2 separate regions of the Homo sapiens genome follow, and region 1 is linked to region 2. The links are chromatin loops, found by intact Hi-C in ENCODE. Cell type or tissue: endothelial cell of umbilical vein. All regions are shown on one strand. Links, peaks and the distances in the headings refer to the core of each region. The heading gives the core; the rest is flanking DNA.

Region 1 (12,443 bases), core at 2,526-10,525, 360 kb before region 2:
TGCCTTTACCCCTTAGCTTGGGGTCCATCATCTATATTCAAAAGCATTCAATCTCTAAGGCTTAAAAACATTGGCCCAATTCACTCCAAACTTTGCTTCCCTTATCACATCTGCTTTTCTGTCTCTGACGCTCTCGCTCCTGCTTCCCTCTTCAACATATAAGGGCCCTGTAATCACAGATTGTTGGAACCGAGTGAGTTACAGAGAAACGCCACACTCTGAGACTAATTCAGGAGTCCTTTATTGCCGGCGACCGAGAGACAGCTAGAACTAAAAAATTCTCTCAGCCCCGAAGAAGGGGCTAGATGTTTTTTTTTATACCTTGGTCTAAAAAGTGGAGGCGGAGCCTAGCTGAAGCAATTTTACAGAAGCAGAACAAGCAAAAAGTTAAAAGATAAATGGTTACAGAAACAGTTACAGAAAAATAAACAGTTCCAGGTGCAAGGGCTTAAAGTATCACAAAGAGATAAATGCAGGGGCTTTGGGTACCATCAACCGAGTGCGTTCCCAGGGGCTGCTGGTACAGCTTGCCCCAGTATCTTAACAGTAAGTGCGTTCCTGAATGTGCTTGGAGTCAGCTTGCACCAGTTATGTCCTTAAGGGAAGGGGATAAGGGGCTGCAAATGAAGAAACCAAAATGGAGTCTGGCTCTCTCAGCTAAGTGAGAGTCAATCAGGTTAAAACAAGGTAGGGTATCACATTTCCCACTCATGTTTTTGGGGAATCAAATGATTGATTCCTCAGTTATAACGAGGGGGTTATATTGGGTTTTAAGATACATAAGTTTGACATAAGCTATGTGTTGCTTTATAAAGTTAAGAAACCAATTTAACATGCAAGGCCTGAAGACTAAACCTAACAAGAGGAGGAGGAGAGGTCCCGCCAACCCAGTAATTAGAGTAGTTAGCCATGGATTCCGGTTGAACATATTTTGGTACCGGGGGTGTTATTTTCTCGTTCTTGCTGGCGTCTATCTAGATTTTCTCTAACTCTTTGAAGAGTATTTTTATGACTCCAGACTGGTTTGCATAGAAACAACAACTTTCTTCTAGTGCTGCGCATAAACCTCCTTAGGAGAGAAATAGCAGGTCTAAGCCTCGGCAGTTTTGAAGAACTACTTCAGTTAGAGACTCTACCTGGGTATGTAGTATATTTACGGCTGATTGGAGATTGTTTAAATCAGCATCTACTTGTTGAGATAGGGATATTAATCCAGTTTCTCCTTGAATCAGGGCACTCATGCCGATGGCTGCTGACCCAGCTGTGCTAAGGCCGGCTAGAAGGGGTACAAGGAGTGGGGCAGCTTGGCGAAACCTTAACTGCAACTCAGCGGGGGGCAATGAGAGGTTGTCCTTCTGGCCCACTGTAGACATAGACCTGGGGCAGTACATGAACCAACACGCATAGGAGAGGTCCAGGTTCAGTCCCGTTGATGCAGCGAGTGAGGCCTGAAGTGCAGGCCAACCAAGTATTGTTGGGTGCCTGGTAGGAGACTGAGGCATTTAAGAAAGTAAGTAGAGATTGACTACAGGTAGCCTGAAAGGGAGAAGCAGGTAAGTTGTACCCGGCGCTAATTAGACAGGAGGCGTTCCCTGACATGTCTCCTAGTGTAAGGACATGGGGGCATGTATGACAAAAAAAGAGTTAATTTTAAGTGTGGCTTCTACTCCCAATCCAACATAATATGGGGGCTTGGCCTTTAGGCATAACCAACAATCTTGGGCTAGTCTAGCCTGGGTGAGATTAAAGAGGTGATGTACCCCATCCAGAATGGACATCAGACTGGGTTGGAGGTGTTGTCGTTGCAGCTGAGGTCTATGAACCAGGAATGCTGGTGGGACAGTTGAATCGACCCTGTCTGGGTGTTTTTGGAACATTGGGTCACCTAAATCAGTTAATGGTCCGATTGGCTTAGGAGGGCTCCATGGGACCAGGATTTTCTGCTGGATGGTGAGCAGAGTTCCAACATCAAATCCTGAGATATAAAGCCTTAATCCCCATGACATGCCGTAATACCACTGAGTTAAACTAGGGTTATGGACAGTTATAGTAAGAAGATTGCAGTTTCCCATAGTACACTGTCTAGAACAGGAAGTGCGGGCTATGGATAGGGTTGAGGACCTCGTTGATTCTCCAGAGTAAGTGGCCAAGTTTACACACCTCCAGTAAGGACAGAAAAACTGGTAAGAATCTCGACAACTAGAGTCGGGGTGATTTCCAGGACAGAGGTAAAAGTTAATGCTCTGGAGTCCTTTCTTTGCACCCTTGGAACTTCCACATCCAGTCTGGCTTCCGGTGTGTCCAAGCCCTGTAGCGAGGTCGACGTTCCCTACTCCTATGATCGGCAGATTGCATTGCTCTTTGAGGGTACGGGCAGGCACTGGAAACAAAGCACATAAATCGACTGCAAAAGAGACTTCCTTGGAGGTTCCCACCTTCCAGGTGGTGTTGGCAAACACGTCCTGTCATGAAAGAGGTGAGGAGAAAAGAGTAGGAAGGGGCAGGGGGCATAACAGGCATAAACAAACAAAAGAGGTAAATAAAAAGAATAAATTTGGTGGCTTCACTTGACTTAGGCGCAGTTTTAAGGGGCCTGGCCCGGGCTTGGGGACCCATGTTTCTTGCTGGCCTTTGTTGGCCTTTTTGATGCAGGAGTGATGAATCCAAGCAGGAATGCCATCTACTTTCAGAGCCGTCGGCGTGGTGAGGATGACAGTATGAGATCCTTTCTAGGCAGGAGTGAGTCCTTCCTTCTGGAACCTTTTAACATACACCAGGTCACCCTGCTGAAAAGAGTGGCAGGGTCCCGTCTGGTCAGGAACTGGATTGGGGTGTGCTCCCCGGACAAGTGGCTGGATGATGTCTTGTACCTGTTGGAGAGACTGCAGGTACTGTAACAAATTAGCTTGTGAGATTTCTGCTGAATGGGTATCCCTTAGCTTAGGCAAGACAGGCGGAGCCCTTCCATACATGATTTCAAAAGGTGAAAAACCAGCCTGGCAAGGGGTGCATCTTACTCTAAGAAGGGCTGAAGGAAGGAGCTTTACCCAATTTTCACCAGTTTCTAAGATTAATTTGGTAAGAGTACTTTTTAGGGTGTGGTTCATGCATTCTACTTGTCTAGAGCTCTGGGGTCAATAGGCACAATGGAGTTTCCACTGAATGTTTAATGCCTTGCTAACCAACTGAGCTATGGACGAGGTGAAGGCTGGTCCATTATCAGACCCTATGGCAACAGGCAGTCCATGTCGAGGGATGATTTCATTGAATAAAAGCCTAACTGCCATGGTAGCAGTTTTGTTTTTGGTGGCAAATGCCTCAGTCTATCCAGAAAAGGTGTCTAGTAGCACCAGGATGTATTTATATCCTGCCCGGTGTGGTTTTACCTTCGTAAAGTCAATTTCCCACCTTTCTCCTGGCGAGCCTCCCCGGAGGCAGTGACGTGGGCTGGGTTTAGGACCTTGTTTGGCGTTTACCTGAGCACTAGCCGTATGCTGGAGAGCTGCTTGGTTAGTTAAGTCCTGAAGGTGGGGGATCTTGAAATGGCTCTTTAAAAGCTGGGCCAGTTTTACTCCTCCCAGATGGGTGGTAGAATGTAGATGATTGATTAAAGCTTCCCCGAGAGCTTGGGGCATGAAGATTCTGAAATCAGGAAGAATCCACCAACCTTCCTGATTTTTACTGGCCTGAAGATCCGAAGTTTGTTTTTCTTCCTCTGGGGAGTATTCTGGGTGGCCTGGCAAGTCTGGTTGCGGAAAGGACACAGCGGGCAGCAGGGTGAAAGGCACGACCAGGAGCCGAGCTGCCTCTCAAGCTGCAGAATCTGCTCTTTGGTTACCTCGAGCAACGGCCGTGTCTTCTCTTTGATGTCCTTTGCAGTGAATTACAGCCACCTGCTGAGGGAGCCAAACAGCTTCAAGCAGGGTCAAAATTTCTTCTTTGTCTTTTATAGTTTTACCCGCGGAGGTGAGTAGCCCTCGCTCTTGATAGATGGCTCCACGTGCATGTGTAGTAGCAAAAGCGTATCTGCTGTCAGTGCAGATATTAATACATTTGTCCTTACCCCATCAGAGGGCCTGAGTGAGGGCAACCAATTCAGCCCTTTGTGCCAAAGTACCTGCCAGCAGTGCCTGGGCCCACAGTACATATGAATCTATAGTAACGGCCGCACCAGCCTTTCGTACTCCCTGTTTAAGGAAGCTGCTGCTGTCTGTAAACACAGTGGTATCTGCCTCCTTTAGAAGCACATCTTGGAGATCAGGTCGCCCAGTTTCTGTAGTCTCTAACAGTTCTTGGCAGTCATGGACAGGTGTGGTAAGGTGTGGATCAGGGAGCAAGGTAGCTGGATTTAAACACCTTGTGAGAGAGAAAGTTAAATGAGGCTGATCTAACAGTAAGCTCTGATACTGCAGGATGCGAGCATTCGACATCCATTTGCCAGAGGCACTTCGTAGCAAATTCTCTATGGCATGAGGAGCCGTGAGGGTTAAATTCTGGCCCAGAGTCAGTTTATCAGCCTCCTGGACCAGGCTTGCTGTTGCCCCTACAGCTCACAGACAACTTGGCCACCAGGAGGCCTCAGGGTCTAGTCTCTTAGACAAGTAGGCCACTGGGCATTGCCATGGTCCCAAAGTCTAAGTGAGTACCCCTTTAGTGACTCCCTGGCTTTCATGAACAAAAAGGTGAAATGGTTTTGAGATATTTGGGAGGACAAGAGCAGGGGCCTCCGTTAATACCTTTTTCAGGTTTAGAAAAGCCTGTTCTTCTTTGTCAGTCCAAACTAGCGGGCCATTAACTCCAGTAGCGGTATAAAGGGGCTTGGTGATTTCCGCGAACCCTAATATCCATAGGTGACTGTCCCACAGCCCCCGGGAATTCATGTACCTGTCTTTTGGTGGTGGGAGTGGAGATTCGCAGGATGGCCTTCTTTCAAGCACTGGTGAGTGCCCTTTTTCCCTTGTTTATCTCGTACCCCAGGTAGGAAACTCTGGGAAGACAAAGCTGGCCATTCTTGGCCGAGACCCGATACCCGAGTTCCTGAAGGAGGTAAAGTAGGTCCCTAGTATGTTGCAGGCAGCTGTCAGTAGTTTTAATAGCCAATAACAGGTGGTCTACATACTGGAGAAGAGTGCAGTGAGGGTTACTGGCTCAGAATGGTATAAGATCCTGTTGGAGGGCTTCCCCAAAAAGGGTAGGGGAGTTTTTAAAACCCTGGGGTAATTGAGTCCAGGTTAATTGGGTGGTGTCTCCCGAGCCAGGATCTGTCCATTCAAAAGCAAAGACAGGTTGGATTTTGGGGGCCAGAGGAATAGCAAAGAAAGCATCCTTTAAGTCAAGGACAGTATACATTGTATGTTCGGGCGGGAGCAGGCTGAGTAAAGTATAAGGGTTAGGCACAGTTGGATGGATGGTAACTGTCCACTTGTTAACTTCCTACAAATCTGTACAGGCCGGTAATCATTTGTTCCGGGTTTCTGGACCGGCAAAAATGGAGTATTCCAGGCGGACTCACATGGTGGGAGTATACCAGCTTGTAATAGTCGCTGAATATGGGGATCGATTCCCTCTCTAGCCTGCTGACTCACAGGATATTGTTTTACCTGGACTGGCAGCAGTGGCCAGGAGCTCTACAACTACTGGCAGATGGTGCTTTGCCATTCCTGGGGGGTTTGATTCGGCCCAGACTCAGGGAAACAGAGTCTGTAAATCCAGTAGGAGAGGATTAGTACTATTTCCCAGCAGTTGTGAGGGTGAAACTAAGAGATATTCCTCTGACAGAGGGGTGGTTAGCAGAAGCTGAGCAGTAGGGGGTGCTGTGTCCCCTAACATGATGTGAGCTTGTTGGGCCGAGAAGGAGATGGACGTCTGTAGCTTATGAAGTAGGTCTCGTCTGAGGAGGGGGAAGGGGCACTCTGGGACTGCAAGAAATGAGTGGGTTACTCTTTTCTGTCCCAAACTCACCTCTCGTGAGTGGGTGACAGGATATTCCTGAATAGCTCCCATAGACCCTTGCACAGCCACCTTTTTATTAGAGACACTGCCCAAGGGTATCTGCAGTACCAAGTGTTCCGCCCCGGTGTCAATTAGGAAGCGTATAGGCTGGCCCCCCAGTGTGGCAGTCACCATGGGCTCCCAGGGGCCAAGGGAGAGGGAGCCCCGGCCCCATCAATCATCAGATTCCTCCGCAGCAGGGAGGGTGAGGACCTTTTTCTCTTCTGGTTTTTCTTCTGGTTTTAATGGGCATTCCATTTTCCAGTGTCCAATCTGCTTGCAATAAGTGCATTGGTTTCTTTGTAGGGGAGCCTGCTCAGCTTTTGGCCTTTCTGGCAGGGACCCGGGATCCCTTGGCCAGTGCTCTGTGATGGGGGCCCTTCTGTCTTGGCTTCTTGGATGGCAGCCACGAAGATTTTTGCCTGTCTTTTTGATGCTTTGTCAGCAGCCCTTTCAGCTGCCTGAGCTGCCTGTTTTTGCTTTTTAACCTCTCAATTGTCAAAAACTTTCTGGGCTATCTCTAAAAGTTGGCTGGTGTTCATTCCAGCAAATCCCTACAGCTTTTGTAACTTTCTTCTATCAGGGGCTGCCTGAGCCACAAATGCCAAATTAATAGCACGGCTATTCTCGGGAGCTGCCAGGTCAAAAGGGGTATAAGTCCAATAGGCCTCTTGGAGGCATTCTAGAAACGCTCCTGGTGACTCATCGGGCCCCTGGACCACTTCAGTTGTCTTCGACAGATTCATGGGTTTTCGAGTGGCTCCCTTGATACCTGCAAGGAGATACCAATGAAAATTATCCAAAGCTCTCTTCCCACTTGAGGAGTTTGGATCCCAATCAGGCCAGGTAGAGGGAAAAACCTCCTCAAGGAGGTCTTGGGCTTCCTCCTCTGGTCTACTGGCTGATGTAAGGAAATACTTTCTGGCCTCTCTTTGGATACGGTCCCTCTCTTCAGAAGTGAAGGTTTAAAAGGAGTTGCTGACGGTCATCCCAGGTGAGCTGGTGGGTCCAGAGCACGGACTCTATCAGTGAGGTCAAGACTTGGGGCTTTTCAGAGAAGGGGGGATTATGAACCTTCCAGTTGTACAGGTCAGAAGTAGAGAAGGGGACATAAACTAAAAATGGAGCAGAACACTCACTGCCCGGGGGGATTTGGGACTCTCTCAGTGGGAGGAGGGGGGCCACCTCCTCCAGCCAAGGCTGTAATTGGGTGGCTATAGGGAGAGAGGCCACAGGGGACGTAGTCGAGGAGACAAGGGAAGATTCTGGGGGAGCAGGAGGGTTATAGGGCGGCAGACATGGGTGAAGAAAATTTTCCTCTTCTTCAGAAGGAGGCAGTACAGGAGGAGCCGAGGGAGGGGAGGGTTGGGGCAAAAGTTTGGTCCGGCTCAAAAGGACCTTGGAGGTGGGATCATGAATGGTGCATGAGCAGAGCCGTGGAGGAGGGCTCCAGACCAAATCTAGCCATTGATCAATGTAGGGAAACTGATCGGGGTGTCTGGGAGTTCCAGCAATGACCCGCTACACAGCCTGAACAATTGTGAGATTCAGTGACCCTTCTGGGGGCCACCCGTTACCAAACTTTGGCCATTCTACTTCACAGAGTGTCCAGAGTCTGCCCTTTTTAAGGTGGACTCCGTAATCATCTGAGAAGCCTAGAGAGAAATTCTGCAACATATATTGGAGAGTGCGCCAATCTCTACGGGGCCGGGAAGAAGAGTTTCCCATTCTGGAGGCAAATTAACAAGGTTTAAGCAGAAATATTAAACCCAGCATGGATAGAGATATTCCTGGCCTGGGGGGCTGCTGAATCAGAAGAACAGAAGTATTATAACCAGAAGAAGTAGGAAAACAGCTATAGCCAACGCTTCTTGCCACATAAGGCCTGTCTTCTCAAGCTTTGAGATCTAGGGAGAGGACAAGAGGCGGCTCCGTGGGATCCTCAGCCAGTGGGACCTAGGGGACCCCCACCTTCTTCTTCTTGACTTATGGCCCAAATATCTTTGGTGTTTCCACTACTCAAAGGCAAAAAGTTTGAACTCGGCCCTTTCTTTGAAGGGTTTAAGGAGGGAGAACAGAGCCAAGTCTTGGAGGCATTGGACTTGCTGCGACACAGGGAAACGAGACGTGCGGGGTAAAGGATGCCGATGAGGAGGAAAGGGGCCACTCGGATCTTCCCAAAGGTTGGCGAGTAGCCACGGAGGGGTAAAATAAGAGTCCAGACGGAGTAAAGCAGTATGGGCGTAGGTTTCTCTGCACAGTGCCTTATTTAAGGGCATGGGAAAAGTTACAGGATGACAGAAAAGGTGAGCAAGGAGATCAGCAGGGTGGCTATATTGGATCCACCACTAGTCTAAGGAGGAGGTGGACCAGTCATTGGGGCGTGGGGTATGGCAATCCAAACACCAGCAATCTTTATGGTGCCAGAAATTCCAAACAGGCGAATGTCTTCCACACCCTTTCCCATAACAACACCTGATTTGTTTCTGACAGAAAAGACAGGACTGGGATGGCCAGCCCAAATGACTAATGAGAGATTTGACCTCCTGGGATAGAAGATCTGTACTGAGGACCTTGAAGAAGTCCTTGCCCAGTCGTCTTGGGCAGTATCGATGACCTGACCTACGAAATTTAGACAGACACCAAACAGGACAATAGACACGGGGGTATATAAACAAGTATGGCAATTTTTATAGACAGACAAGGGGAGTGGGTCCCGTGATGGGATCAGTCAGATGCCTGCCTGGCTGCTCCCCTTGCGGGGACTTAGGCTCCTCCTGGCATTGGCAGGCCGGTATAAACCCCCGGCTCGGATCCAGCTATGCCCGATGCTGCCCTAAGCTTTATGAGGTCGCCACGGAACCGCAGGTGAGGGCCCTCTGAAACTCCATAGCTTTCGCCATGGAGCTACAAACTAGAAATTCAAGCACAAGCCCTTGAACTCCACATGTACTCACTCACTCACAGAGTTTATTACAATTTTTTATACCCGTTTAAAACCGAGGTCTCCTAGAGACCTGAACGAGAGAAGGAGAAGAGATAGAGAGAGACTAGACTTAACAGAGAAGACTGACAGAAACCAGGACGCTGTCCTCCAGCATCCTAGAGTGTGGACAGAGTCTGAGGGAGAAACCTAGTCAGAGCCATTTCCCTCCCAGGGAGACAGAGTCAGATCTGACTTACCTTCCCGGGACCGGAGACTGAGGACTCAGGAGTTGAATTTGGTTGGGCACACCAGCAGTTGATCCGTTCCCCTCTGGAAGACGGTGGCCTACGGGGCCCTGGAGCATCTTTAGGTGGCGCCTACCCTGTAAGCCCGCCGTTGCTCCGGGGGAGCCCGGAACGAGTCCGGCCCTCACCCGGTGGCGGATCTCGCTGGGGCCTCCAAAGTGTCATAACCGAGAGAGTTATAGAGAAACACCACACTCCGAGACTACTTCAGGAGTCCTTTATTGCCGGCGACCGAGAGACAGCTAGAACTAAAAAATTCTCTCGGCCCTGAAGAAGGGGCTAGATTTCTTTTTATACCTTGGTCTAAAAAGTGGAGGGGGAGCCTAGCTGAAGCAATTTTACCGAAGCAGAACAAGCAAAAAGTTAAAAGATAAGTGATTACAGAAACAGTTACAGAAAAAATAAATAGTTCCAGATGCAGGGGCTTAAACTATCACACAGAGATAAATGCAGGGGCTTTGGGTACCATCAACCAAGTGCGTTCCCAGGGGCTGCTGATATAGCTTGCCTCAGTATCTTACCAGTAATTGGATTCCTGAATGTGCTTGGAGTCAGCTTGCACCAGTTATGTCCTTAAGGGAGGGGGATAAGGGGCTGCAAGTGAATAAACCAAAATGGAGTCTGTCCGGCTCTCTCAGCTAAGTGAGAGTCAATCAGGTTAAAACAAGGTAGGGTATCACAAGATTACTTTGGGCTCAAACAAATAATTCAGCATAATGTTCTCATCACAAGGTCAGCGGATTAGCAATCTTAATTCCATCTGTCTCCTTAAAATCTCTTTGCCATATAACCCAAGAAATTCAAAAATTCCAGGGATTAGAATGTTCATACCTTTGGGGAAACATTCTCCGTATTATATAACCATTCTGAGGCCCCTACTAAATCATAAGCTAAAACTTATGATGATTATCTGGGTCCAGCATCCTTGGGGGGCATTTCGATCACAACCTTTGTTTTCCCAACTATGCAGAAAATGATTAACAGCAGGCCAAGCTTTTCAAACCCTGTACCTTCTAGATAAAAGCTGATTTTCAGAACTGGGCCTTGCCCAAGCCCCTGGGATACAACCTTTGAGCTGTTGGAATATTCTGCCTGATTAGATTGTTTTTGTATTCCTGATTCCTTGGGCCACACTGGACCGGTGTTACCAGATAACTTTATCCTGTGTGATTCATGGTGAATGCCTGTTTTTGCTGTGAGAAGGCTGGAGTCTGAGTAGATAGTCGATCATGCAGGCCCTGCACATATATGTGACTAATCCGCAATAAAAACCCTGGACTCAAAGCTCAGATCTGCTCTCCTGGTTGGCAACACTTTGAACATATTGTCACACACAGATGCTGGGAGAATGCACCAAGTCCTTGTTTGACTTTACTAGAGGAAACACTTGAAAAATGCTCCTGGTTTTTCCCAGATTTCTCCTATACTCCTTTTTCCCTTTGCTGATCCCAAAGTGTATCCTTTTTCTGTAATAAACCGTAAGCGTGAATACAACAGCTTTTATGTCCTGTGAGTCTTTCTAGTGATTCATTGAGCCCAAGAGTGGTCTCGGGGAACCCCACCAACACCAGTATTGTGAGACTGCAGAAAGTTGCGTTGCGCTGTCTGCCTCTTAGCATCAGCTTTCTGCTTGACTTCTCATTCTCTTGGCCCCATTCTACTTATGAGTCAGCAAACTCCTTAAGGATAAAGTGCTGCTATCAGTCTCCACTTCATCTCTATTCTTTCTGAATTTTGACTCCTTAATCCTAGTTTCCTTTGTACCTTGAACTTCATTTTTTTTCTTCCAAATCCTGTAAGACTGTAAAAATTCTGCTAAGGTAACATGCTTCCCGGTTGTTTCTTTTTATTCAGTTTCTCAGTTTGTTTGCACTGATGAAAAATTGACCGACGTAGAGCAAAACAATGCAGAATATTGGACTCATCACAAGCCATTTCTCTTTTCTATCAGATAACATCCACTCAAGTATTGTCTTCCTGCTGCTCTCTGATGACCTGTGGCTGATTTTGTTAGATGGGTTTATCTGATACAAGCTTGTCCTTCATAGGTGGGATCACATATCTCTCTATTCCCATCTATTTCTGCTTGTAATTTGACCAGTTCATTCCTGAGCTCATTCATTTCTTATAATTCCTTTCAAATCTTTCCAGTATCAGAGCTAAATACAGTCTACTACCATTCAACTGTCTACTCTTTTTCCCTAAAAGAACAAGATCGTTAGCTTCATAATCTGTGCTCCTATTTACCTTTCATGACAGTTTTCTTCCTGCATTCTCAAATTGCAATTTTCAACCTTACATCTAATTCCTTATTCAATGCCACATAATTTAGGTTTATCCAGAGTAGTAACGCATTCCTGATACCAATTTCTGGCTTAACAGAATGAAAGTTGATCACTCACTTGTGCTACATGTTGCTTTTGATTGAGATATAGCTTTGTTAGGCATAATTACTCAGAAAACAAGGGTGATGACAGCTGTTCAGTCTTATAGTTCCACTATACAAAATGTCTTCTTTTTTTACTTTTGCTGACAATTTTGGTCATAGTATATTGGTTATAACTAGTCACATGGCAAAGCCTAACTGTAAGGGGGCTGGGAAATATAATCTATGTTCCTGAAAGGAAAAGAACTTGGATATTGGTAAGCACTAGTAAAGTGCACCTCGGTAGCTGACATTTATTGAGTACCTATTTACAGCAGACTCAGTGCCACGAGACCAATATACTTCATTTTATTATATTCTTTTGTGTGTGTGTTTTTGAGAGAGAGTCTTGCTCTGTCGCCAGGCTGGAGTGCAGTGGCGCGATCTCAGCTCACTGCAACCTCTGCCTCCCAGCTTCCAGCAATTCCCCTGCCTCAACCTCCCGAATAGCTGGGGCTACAGGCATGTGCCACCACTCCTGGCTAACTTTTTTGTATTTTAGTAGAGGTGGGGTTTCACTGTGTTGGCCAGGATGGTCTCGATCTCCTGACCTCGTGATCTGCCCGCCTTGGCCTCCCAAAGTGCTGGGATTAGAGATGTGAGCCACTGTGCCCAGTCTGTTATATTCTTATAAAAAGTGTATAGCATAGCTATTAATAATTTTACAAGGCTGATGTAGATTTAGTGTTTGCCTACAGGTCACACAGCTAGTTAGTGCAGCAGCCTGGGTTTGAATCCAGAGTCTGACTCACTCTAACTCTGTGTATTCCCCTCTTGTGCATAAAACATTTGTGCT
Region 2 (12,443 bases), core at 1,969-9,968:
TGGGGGCTTTGTGCAACTATATATATCAATTTTCATTAATAAACATATTTTTTGAAGTTTATACTCCTCTGTCTCTCAAAAGGGATAGAGGTAGAATATTCCTAGTATCTTAGAGACGTTATGATCCATCAGCTAATGAAACATATCCAGGTTGTACAAAATCCTTCTTTCCCTAAGTGCGACAACACTTCCAAAGCTTATAAGTATTTCTACTTAGACAAGGCCAACCTCCCACTATGCAGAAAGATGATAATGAAGAAATAACTTTAAAGACAACACTCATTAATCTTTGTGCTGTATCCATGAGGGAGGTAACTACTACATAAATTATACATTACATGCAAGGAGAGAGCTCACAAAATAAATAAATAGAGGTGTTAGAAGCAAAATTGGGACAGGAAAGCTTCTTTGTCCTTTAGTCTTTAGCCATTTTTTAGGGAAAGAAGGAAGACTATAAGTGTTTCACTAGATAAACAGCAAATGCAGAGATTGCAAAAATCAGACACTGCATCTAGTGTTTTTCATTTTGAAAATGTCTGCAATTGCTTAAGAATTCCCCTAGGTAACCATCTATGCTTCTTTATGTTGATGCCATTATTCTTTACAGATGACTGACGATTACTGCTAATTAAAGTATCAAGCACTGACTTTCTTTTCTGAACTTTGGAATGATTTAAGGGATTTCTTTAAGTATTAAGAAAAAACTTATTTTGCAGGGAGGTGAAAATTAAAGGTCTGAAATACCTGTTTGGGATTGCATTGCTGGAGGGGAAACTTTCTAGCTGGAAATTTATTCTCCATGGTTAGGGTTCTATGTCCGTTCCACCAATTTTAAAATGTGTTTTGTACAGCACTATCTATAAATGGTGCTGACCTTGTAAAGGATAAACGCTAACATAATGGAAAAAAAGAAAAGAAAAATTGAATTCTCAGTTGCTAGAGACTAAAGTGCTTCAAAATAATCACTGAGCCTGTTTCAGAAACTTCAGCCTGCAGAAATAAAGTGGCTCATCCACAACCATGGCATGTGAGTGGGAGAGAGCAGGGCCAGTGCTCACTCTGTTTTCCTTTAAAGAATGATAGGGCCTGGATCTGTTTAAGAAGAAACTGATAAGGTAATCAAAGTCATCACCAGAGGCATTGCTTTTGCATTTCATAGAAGCAGATTGTGAATGGGCTAGAAGTAGGTGATTCTTCTGCTGTTTGAGTTCTGAAGTCTTTTCTGTCTTATCTTCACTCTGCTTTTACATTTTTGTTTCTGACTATATTGTATTACAAATCATGTAGAGTCAACATATAAACCAGTTTTATGACTGGAATGCCATCACACATAAAATAATACAGATAATCATGAACAATTAAACATATGACACCCATTGAGTGTTATGTTATTTTGGTGACCATCTTATTCTGTAACACCTTATTTTAGCTACACAGTGCTGTTTTAATGTACTTCTTTCTGCCACAAGCATCCTCATATTCCACTATCCTCCCCTATTCTTATTATTATATTCTTATTTATATTTTCACTTGCTCTAAAAAGCATTATTAAGTTTCAAATGTTTTGTGAAACATGTTATAAAATACATGTATGTTTATAGAATGTGACATTCTTAAGGGAAGGTCCCTTTTTGAATCCATCTTTTTAAAATTAACTCATCTGAATTGATTCTGATCAATATATGTTTAAATATCTTGTATCTTGTATTTATCTTTTCAAATGATCCTTTATTTTCATGTACTACATAGACAGATGTTATCATAAAATCACATATAAAATCTGTTTTTATTATTATGGAATAAATCTCTTACATTATCAGAAATGTAACCATTACATCAGAAATGTAGTTCCATTGGTTAAACAATTTTGCCAGCTTGCAACAAATAATGACAAGTTAAATGTCAATGTTCCAAAAATTAAAATATCCATATTAGATCTTCATCCTTTTTTCTTTGTTCATTTTCAAATCAATGTACTTATTATTCTGCACACCTAAAAATGTTCATTGGGAAAACATAAGGTAGTTCCCAATGTATTAAAATATAATTCATACAGATTTTTAAAATTTTGTGATTTAAAACATGCTTTATGAAAATATATATTTGTGGAAATAAATGCCTGTACATATCACACATCTCAAATTTTTCTTTGCTTCTTTCCAACTGAGAGTGTGTGGTTAAAAAGAATAGAAGACGAAAGAGAGAAAAATTGACAGTACAGATCATGTTTTCAGTATTAATATAGTATACAACCTATCAGTTAACTGGATTTTTAAAAATCTAATGTCCCTCCACGTTTCGTTTTCTTTGGACAAGGCAATGAGATAAAACATTAAGAAACCATGTATTTTCTATAGGAAAACCCTACAACAACAAAATGTTGTAAAAAAAAAAAAGCAAAAATGATATTACCTATTACCAATTACTTACGAAAATGTGATTTCTGGGTATCTGAATGGAAAATGATGGATAATTCAAAGCTATATCATTATGTTCTGTTCCAAAAAGATAAAATATAGACTTAAAAAATCATCATAAATTATTGCCTTAATCACAGTTCAGTAGCAGTGCAGTACAATGAATTATTATCTTAGATTATCCACAACTAGGGAAGTATGTATACTGGTTCTTACCTCCTCCTTTCAACAGGTTGCACACATATTTATGCTCAGAATAAAACATTGCCATAGGGTTCCATTTAATCTGAAGAACATAATGTAAAAAAAATCTGAATTGTTGTTTGTTGCGTAAGTGATAAAGCAATGGGAGCTAATACTAAGTACCATACCTGATTTATTATTAAAAATACTTCATCTGATTCTCATAAAATTTCCATAAATGTTTATTAATTGGATACCATTATAATTACTTTGTGTATATGAGTACTTAAAATTCAAGTAAATTAAATAACTTGCCCAAAGTTAATAGCTGTAAGAGATGGGAACCCAGCAGGTCCCCACATTTGTTTGTTCAGGTTTTAACATGTACTGGTGTGTTGTGTTATGTGGAGGTTAGCTCCATTCAACCCATACTCCTCTTCCTAAGCCGGACTGTTTTGGTAGTGCCTTCACTCAAGGGGAATGTCTTTGCCTAATTTGCACAAAGACAATCTGGACCCAGGCTTGAACATTAATATGTATGATTCCAAAATTAATTTATGGTACTAACCATGCATTTTGACATACCAAGTAAACAGGCTTGAGTTGCTTTTCGAAGTATTTGTCGATATTTTAGAAGTCATATTCTCAACTGATTTATTTAGTAAAATGTCTTGAATTACCCCATCTCAGACAAAAGAGAACAGGACAGTTAAAAAGAGAGACTTAAATGGAATGTTCCTCAAAAGTCAGAAAACTCCAACTATTCTTGATTTAAAGAAAATTTTCAGTGCTCCAAGAAAAAAAAAAAAAGCCTCAGAGTGAGGTATGAATCTAAGGAAGTTTTGCATCACTAAGAGGCAGCAGAGACAGAGAAGGCCAAAAGTAGTATATAACAAGAAATAGGAAAATTTTGGAAGAAGAAAGCAGGTGGAACTGTACCAAATGATTTGGCAAAACGCAGGAGCTAAAACCTAAGTGGACTTGGGGAAGCCAGTAAAAGCTACTAGACTGCTAAGAATTATAGGAGACATACCTTACCCCTCAAGAAAATCAGATCTCTAGACACCTTCCCAGAATCCATGCCATCCAATAACTGTGTCTTCTTCAATGCCAGCAGAATTTTACTGTCTGAAGTCCTGGGCTCAAGGACACTGAGTTGAGCTGTGCTTCTGAATGAAGGATCTCGGGAATGGGAGAATTCACTTTATGGCAACAAGAGTGAGATACCCAAAGCTCTTGCCTGCTTGGGTTTCCTATTGCTGGCTGCTAGATTTATCACTCCTGATCTCGTTTTCTCAACCACTGCAGAAGCTTAGAGGATTTCTCTGTGGAGAGACTGAACTAAAGTCCCACCAATACTAACATTCAATGGTTTTCAACAAAATGGCCAAGTCCCTACTTTGTCATCCTGTTTTGATATCTCTCAATGGAGAAGGCGCATCCTACAGAGAGAGTCCAATCACATTCTTTACAGTTCTGTTCTTTAAATACAAACGTTTAAACAGAGATTATCAGATATCTGGATGTAACTCGTGTGGTGTACACCGAGGATTAACTACTCAAAATCCATTCAATCTTCATGTCCCTTCCCTTTTTATAATGTAGAGGTTTCCCAGGATCCCTTGCGGCTCAGGTCATGTGATCCTATTTTAGTCAGAATTTTCTGGATAAGGCTTCTAGAATTTTTTTTTTCTCAGCCAGTATCTCCTTCAGTACAATAACTCCAACCTTTTTTTCTATCTTCTTGCTCATAATGTAGACATAATATCTAGGTTCTGCAGCTATCCTGAGGCTGTGGGAAGGAAGTCAAATAATAAGGTGGCTCAGAAGTATAACAAAGGAGTTTGGTATCTTCATTACATTTTGAGTTGCAATTGCCCTTGCTTTTTGTTAAGGTGAGGATAGGGGGTGGTATATTTTCAAGATAATATTGACATGATAGATTTTTTTTCCCGATATTTAATTATAAAAGTTTAAACATAGAGCCAATTAGAAAAAAATTTACAATGACTGTGCATATCTACCACCTGGATTTTATCATTCATACTTTATTATATTTGATTTATCACACATCTAGCCATTCCTCTAGCCATCTAATTTTTGATGCATTTTAAAGCTAATTGCAGATCTCAGAACATGAGATCTCAATATTAATTTACAGATTTTTTTGCCTTTGATGTAAAATTTACATAAAAGAATATGGCTAAATCTTGTGTATTTGCTGAGTATAAATAAATATATACATCTGTGTAACCAAAATCTCTATGAATATGTAAAATGTGAGTATCACCCTAGACATTTCCCACAAGCCCCTTTCCAGTAAATCTCTGTTGACCCTCTTTCCACCAGAGACTAGCTCTTCTGAGTTTTTCCAGAAATTAGTTTCTCCAGCCTAGAATTTTATATAATTGGCCAGTACATATGTACTCTTTTGTAGATGGCTTTAATTTAACTTAATACAATTTGCATTTCTGGCCAGGCGTGGTGGCTCACACCTGTATCCCTGCACTTTGGGAGGCTGAGGCAGGAGGATCACTTGAGCTCACCAGTTCAAGACCATCCTGGCCAACATGGTGAAATGTTGTCTCTACAACAAATACAAAAAATTAGCTGGACATGGTTGTACGTGCCCGTAGTCTCAGTTACTCGGGAGGCTGTGGGAGGATGGCTTGAGCCCGAGAGATGGAGGTTACAGTGAGCTAAGATCATGCCACTACACTCCAGCCTGGGCAATAGAGCTAGGCTTTGTCTCAAAAACAAAAAAAGGAAAATATATATATATTTACATAAATATATATGTTTGTGTATATATACACACACACATAAATGTATATATACACACATACATACATAAATTATATGTATATATAGTTTGCATTTCTCTGATGATTAATGATAAACACACTTTCATGTGCTTATTGTTATTGTCATAGATTCTTTTATCTAATGTTTAATATTTCCCACTTTTGTTGAATTTTTCTTTTTTTAATATTAATTTGTATGAGTTATTTATATGTCCTGGATACAAGTCCTTCATCAGATGCATATTTTCTGAACATTTTTTTCAAGTTTGTGACTTCCCTATTCTTTTTCATAATGGTGTCTTTTGATAAGCAGAAGTTTTTACTTTTGATATATAACCTGCAGAATTTTTCTTACTTTATGATTTTTTAAAATGCTCTAAGAAATGTTTACCTACCCCCTACTTATGAATATATGCTTTAATATTTTCCTTCACACACTTTATGATTTTGGCTTTTATGTTTAAATCTATAATAAATCCCACAAAAATCTTGGTGTATTAAATGAGGTAGGAATTAAAGTTTATTTTCTTATTATTGACAGCCAGTTATTCCAGAACTGGTTGTGGAAAAGACTCTACTTTTCCCAATGGATTGATTTGGCTCTTTGGTAAAATACCAAATACCTGTAAAAGTATGGGTCTATTTTTGAACTTTCCAGTCTGCTCCAAGATCTTCTTGCCAGTCAGTTCACCAGTGTGTACACTGTCTTTACATGATGAATTTATAGGAAGTTTTGATATCAAGTAGTATAAGCCATTCAACTATTTTTCCCTTTTTTCAAAATTCCTTTAGATAGTCTAGGTTATTTGCATCTTGTATAAATTTTAAAAATTGCTGGTCAGTTTCTACTAAAATTCCTGTTTGTAATATAATTGATATTCCGTTGAATATTTAGAGACACTTTGTAGAGAATTGTCATTTAAAAAAATAGTTTTCTAAGCCACGAATAAGCTATATTTCTCCATATACTTAAGTCTCAGTTAATTTTTTCAGCAATAGTTTGTAGTTAGTGTAGAATTCTGGTAAATTTTATATTTTATTTCAAAAATTATATATTTTATAGATTCTATCATAATTTGAATTTTTAAGTATATATATTTTATTTTTTTATTGCCAGCATACAAATGTACAATTGTGTTTTTTGGCATGTCATCCTCGTACACAGGGACTCTTGAAAGAACTAGTCCACCATGGGCTCTGAACTTCCCCACACATTTTTGTTGAGTGTATCAAGAATGCAAGACTCTGACCATTCTCTACCTCAGCCATTTCTTAGCATTACATTTGCAGCAAGCTGCTGTTGTCATGAGTAATAAATTCTTTGTCTGTGACCCAGGAGTCTTGGGCCTTCTGCCAAAGAGAAAAAAAAGTGACAGGCTAACTTGTTAGCTTGTAAGTAGAATAAAATCTGAGACCCTTCACAGTTCTTGGTAACTCCATTGCTAAACTCCCTTATTAATTGTTAACAGTTGTTTTTTAGATTCCTTGGGATTTTCTGTATAAACAGTCATGCCATCTGATAGTTTATTTTTTTCACATTTATTGCTATTTAAAATTGACAAAATTGGCTGTACTTACTGTGCACAACACGATCAAAACAAGTGTTAATGAGGATGTGGAGAAAAGGAAACTCTAATAAAGATTTAATTCTTCCTTTCAAATCTCTAAGATTTTACCTTATTTTATTGTGATACCAATAGCTAGACCTTTAGTAAAATGTTCAATAGAAATGGCTAGAGTAAAAAACCTTTGCTTTTTCCCAATCCTAGATAAAAATCATTCAATATTTAGCTATTAAGCATGATGTCAGAAGTAGGTTTTTTGAACATGCCCTTTACTAGAATGAAAGTGTTTCCTTCTCTTCCTAGTTTGGTGACAGTTTTGACTATGAATAGTTATAGCATTAAAAAGATTGTCTAAAAGTCATAATTATCATATATTCTTTCTCCTTTATTCTATAAGTATAATGGATTATGTTTGAATATTCAATGTGTCTCCTAATTTGTCTTCTTGGAATAAGCCTTAACTGTTATAGTATATGGCTTTTTAAATTATTATTCCACTGTATATTGTTCCTAACTAGCCACTTTGGCCCTACATATGAAAAGATACTGTCAAACTATTATCTAATGTAAATCTGTCTTTGGCTCAGGGTGGCAGCATTATACCATGGTTTAAAACTTCAGCACTAAAGTTAGGCTACATAGCTTCAAAAATGCTTCTAGCATTTATTAATATTAATTTTCACCCTTTGAGAAGTTATTTAACCAGCCTTAGTTTAACCATCTCTGAAATTGTTATTGGGAACAATAACAGTACTATTGTCATACAACTGTGAGAATCAAGTGGAAAAATATGAATAAATAGCTGATAAATGAGAGCTTATCATTATTTGAGCAACATGTATTAAACATCTGACCTGATTGTTGCAACTGGAATAATCAGGTCAAGTCAGATACCTTAGTACATGAAATAATTACTATCTTATTACCTAAATGAACTGATTGTTTAATAAAACAGAATCAGTTGTAAATGTTTGATTCAGTTTCTGTGAAGTTTCAGCTTGATATTATGTAATATTGAAATTTTGGTAGTTTACTTTTTAAAAGTGAAAAACTAGCTTTTTTACATTTTTCACCAGATGTTCTTTTACCAGAAAGAAGACAAGAACCTGGGAAAAATTTCCTCTGTCCTTTCATATTTCTAGAGGAAATATGAGAAGAACCTGGTTAAAACAAAACATCTCAAGGGTAGAGGATGTGGGCTCTAAAATAATAAGTCTGAGACAAAGAGAGACTATAGAGGGAAAAAAATAATGTCTAGTGCTAGAAAGTAGAATAGAAATGGACTTAGGAATATGCCTCCTCACTTTGCTCTTCCTTCTGATACACTGAAGATAGCCTGCTCCCTACAATTTTAAGATACTTTCTTAAGATGCTTTTGTCAGGAAACTTTGAAGTAAATGGAGATACGAACTGGCTCTGGGAGAAATACAAATGATCAATAAAATCGTGAAATGATTCCCAACCTAACTAATAACCCATGGGATATGAATTAAAATAGCCATTCAGTAACTTGGGTGTTGGTCAGAAGACAATAATTTTAAAGTGCATTGTGTTTGATTTGTTATTTTAAACCAACAAATAGCTCTCTCTACATTCTATGACATAAACGATTCAGATTCCTTACATTGAAAAATCCTTAAAAATCACACCAATAAAAACACCATTGTATTAGTAATCTCGAGGTACTATTTGGGTCTGATGTAGTTACCTGAGGATCTATTTCTTATCTTATAATCATTTTAAAGAAAAGCTATTATTCAATAGAGGTAATATTTTTCATAAAAGTATTATGGAGTAGATGAAGGTTGACAATTTTATGCTTAAGAAAAATGTTTCCAAAATACAACATAATTTGGAAAATGATAGCATGTGAAAAAAAAGTCTCGAATTTATCTTTTTGCTCTATGCTTACTTTTCCATGCTTGTTTCTTTGTTCACTTGTAATATACTAGCTGCCTCCAGGCGAAATTCAATAGCTTTTGAATAGTAATAAACAAATCAACTTAGAACTTAGCTTGAGTTATGAAAGGTACATATATTTGGTTTTCAGGAGGAAAGGAAAGACTCATGTAGACAAAACCCAGTTAGCCCTGTGGAAATTAGGCCAAAGCAATGGGAACAACCTGAAATCACAGCATGACATTGAGTGCAATGAATAGATGAAAAGGAGCTTGAGGCTTAAAAAATAATCGTTTATAGCTTCCCTGCTTTCATGTTGGTGTTTTGGTTCATTACTTAGAAAATAAAGATACAAAGACCTAGAGAGTTAGATCATAATTAGAAAAGAGTCACTGGCTTTCAGGGACATTTGTTAGGAGAAAGAAATCTTTTTCTCACAATAATCCCGCAATTTAGTTCAGATGCTCCATATCCAAATTGAATGGATGTTGTGAGAAATCAGTCAGTTTGTAAGTCAGAATCTATCCACCTGGCACTAGCAAATCAAAGCAAGCATTACCCTGTGATCTACAACTTAGACACCAAACATGGTTAAATGTCCTAAAAGATATATGACATTGTGACCTGAAAATTCCAGGGAAGCACAGTGGTAGCTGATGTAGATTTTAGACTCAGGTTTAGAATCATATAGTTCATAGAGACTGGTCATAGGTTTTATGGCTAAACATTGTCTTTAGCATGGATATTTCTCTTTAAATTGTGTTTGAATAAAATATTATCTTAAATTTTTATATTATATAATTTTAACAATAAAAATAAAATTTTAAAACTGAAAATGAAAGTCGCGAAATTATCCTTAGCATGAATACAATGTTCAGATATTCATGGGATTGGAAAAAATTCACTCTAAGTTGTACTCTGTCAAGCAAATGTTGGGGGCCTAAACCATTTTCAAAGTAGTTGTATAACTATTTAGGTTTTAATTATATTTTACTATGACCTCAAAATAAGAGTGACAAGAAAAGAGATTAAAATAAATGCCCACTATTTGTCAGATATAGTGCAAAACACTTTAAAAATACTAGTTGATTTCATTCTTCAAGATAAACCTGCACATCTTCATTATCTTCATTTGAGAAATGAGAAAAAAATATTTTTGAGCAAATAAGTAGCCCAAGGTCATAATTCCACAGTGCACATTCTTTGCAGTGGGACATGAAAGGTGACATGGAAAATCTGCTTTTCACTATTCTCTGTGTCAAATCATCTTGTTTTTGACTTGAAGTATGCCTTGCTTAGACAAGGCCAGTCTTTAATAACCAGAAATGCATTTTCTATTCTGTCTTTTTCAAAACCTTGTTTGAAATTTTTCCTTAGAAAGTATACCTGATTACATTAATGGAAAAAATAAAAAGAAAAAACAAAGACAAAACAAACTAACAAATTATCCGTATACTTGGAATTATGTATCATGGGCGTTATAAATTTTATGTTATTTAGTACAATGAATTGTAATGCTGTCTGAAGTAATTCACAGCATCAAGACAGGGACCATGAATTAGTATAATTCTTTCCCATTGATTCTTTCCCATTCCTACCCACTACACTATGTATACATTGAGAAAATAATGGTGAAGCCATAAAATATTAAAACATTTGGCCTGGCGTGAAGTGCACACAGAAGCTAGCTATTAGAATGGTGTAGTGTAAAGATTATTTAAATGCCTATCTGTAGCCAAATACCCCCTTTGTAAAATTATTGCCTTCACCTCTTGAGTGTTCAGATGACTATAAAAATACATGCAGACATCACACTGGGGAAAACACTATTATGTAGTATAGATTCAGGGAAGATAAAAATGAAGAGGAAGAAGGAAAAAGGGAAGAAGAGGCAGAAGCAGTAGCAAAAAACATTTAATTCAAATCTGTGAAATTTTATTTAAAGCCAAGTACAGTGACGGTGATTGCAAGAAAAGTGACATTTTACTTTCAATAAAGACAACATTTTACCACTGAAAACTCCTCAGTTTTAACTCTACCCTGAGGGTAAAATAGAAGAAAGAAACTTTGGTTGAAATCTAGATTTGGTGCTTACTTGCTCTGTGACTTTCCTTAGGTTATGTAACCTTCCTGAGCCGCAGGTTTGTTGGTCTGTTTTTCCCCATGTAAATTGAAGAGAATATAGGCTACCTCACAGATGTTCTGGCGCAACTAAATGAGAGAGCATATGTAAAACACCTAGCAAATCCGTGGACATCAATAAATACTTATTTCTTCCAATAAAAGTTTTAAATAGATGTTCAGTTCAGACAGCAATTACTCTAGTTTGTCTTCCTTGAAAACATGGGCCACTGTTTTGTGTTTACTGTTAGTATGTTTTAAACACTTGAACAGTTCTTCCCCGCATATTTTCAAACCAGAATCAGACTTTCTTGCAGATTCATGGAGGATAAAACACAAACAAAAATACATTTAAATGTGTGTCAGCCAACTTTTTAACTCTATCAGTGTTAACGTAGTCTACACTGTTATATCCTTTCTCCTAACTCTATTTATCTAATTGAAATAAGATTTTGGGCTGTTCTCTTTTTAGCAAAGTGAGAGTATTGGATCAAGCTCTCTGATTAAAAAAATATGTATTTCTGGGAGTGTATCTGACCCATTTCCAAGTGTTCTAAGAAACTTATCTGGAGAAAGAAAGGCTTCCTAGTTCTCAGTCCCACCAGGATCCCAAAGATCCACATAATTCTTGAGGACTCATATTAACAGTTTTCTTAATGTCTGATGCAGCAAGATATTAAGTATTCCCTAAAAATTCCCACAGCAGGCAGCCTTCGAAGCATTGCATTGAGCAGGTCGGGGTAGTATGCCATAATCAATGACTTCCAAATTCAAGCAGAAAACTATTGTTAACTGACACAGCCACTTTAGTAATTAAATTGTTGGAGCCTTATGACATTTAATTTTGGCATTCCAATGAGATAGAACAAACTTGATACAGATACATCCCCTTTCATTTCTAATTTGATAAGAAGGCAGACTAAGACATATTTTCTAAAAAACATTATTAGAGTAGCTTTGAATTTTAAAATAATCTCACTGTATTAAAATTTTCCTGCATTAATTATTATCTGGTAAGTGCTTGTATGGAATCATAAACATATATTTTAAAGATGATTGCTTAGTCTATTTTATTTCCTTTTAATTGTGCACATTATTCAGGCTTTCCTGGATGGTTGTGATTTAATATTTCAAAATGGCACAACACAGCATGACTATTTATCTAAGAGTTTCAAGTAGTCATTGACATTCAATGCAACACCCTGAATGTGGGAGCACTTCCATATAAGTTGCATAAAAAAATAAGATTATCCTTGAACCTCATCATGGGGACTTAATTAGAAAGTTAGGTACAATTATAATAAAAAACTGTCACCCGAAAATCAAAACAAAATAAACTACTAAAGTTAACTTGTAGAATTAGCTAATTAATACATTAAGAATTATCTGTAAATAGTGCAAAAAAAAAGCATGGAAATAAATATTCTAATAGTTGGACTCTTTAGCAGAAGTTT

Evidence for each region. Hi-C counts contacts between places; a loop is a spot of excess contacts. Peaks named below come from ENCODE experiments on the same cell type or tissue, not always from the same donor. Only the 100,000 strongest peaks of a DNase experiment are listed, where the experiment ranks them.
Region 1: a loop joins it to region 2, with 4 times the contacts of the local background. A loop is called at or near these places in 4 of 110 quality-filtered maps.

The regions. Positions count from the first base shown.
Region 1 is chr10:52,946,208-52,958,650 of GRCh38, forward strand. It overlaps LOC105378308 (a long non-coding RNA gene), which reads right to left. Exons shown (of 4, transcript XR_945968.3): 2 at 9,744-9,816; 3 at 9,175-9,525; 4 at 220-6,763. Among named protein-coding and RNA genes, the nearest start is that of LINC02672, 78 kb to the right of the region's middle. In endothelial cell of umbilical vein, for the core only: a CTCF peak has its summit at 5,809 (motif pointing right); a DNase peak (open chromatin) is centred at 5,814.
Region 2 is chr10:53,308,359-53,320,801 of GRCh38, forward strand. No RefSeq gene overlaps it. Among named protein-coding and RNA genes, the nearest start is that of LINC02672, 280 kb to the left of the region's middle. In endothelial cell of umbilical vein, for the core only: no CTCF peak of the experiment used is centred there; DNase peaks (open chromatin) are centred at 6,763 and 7,563.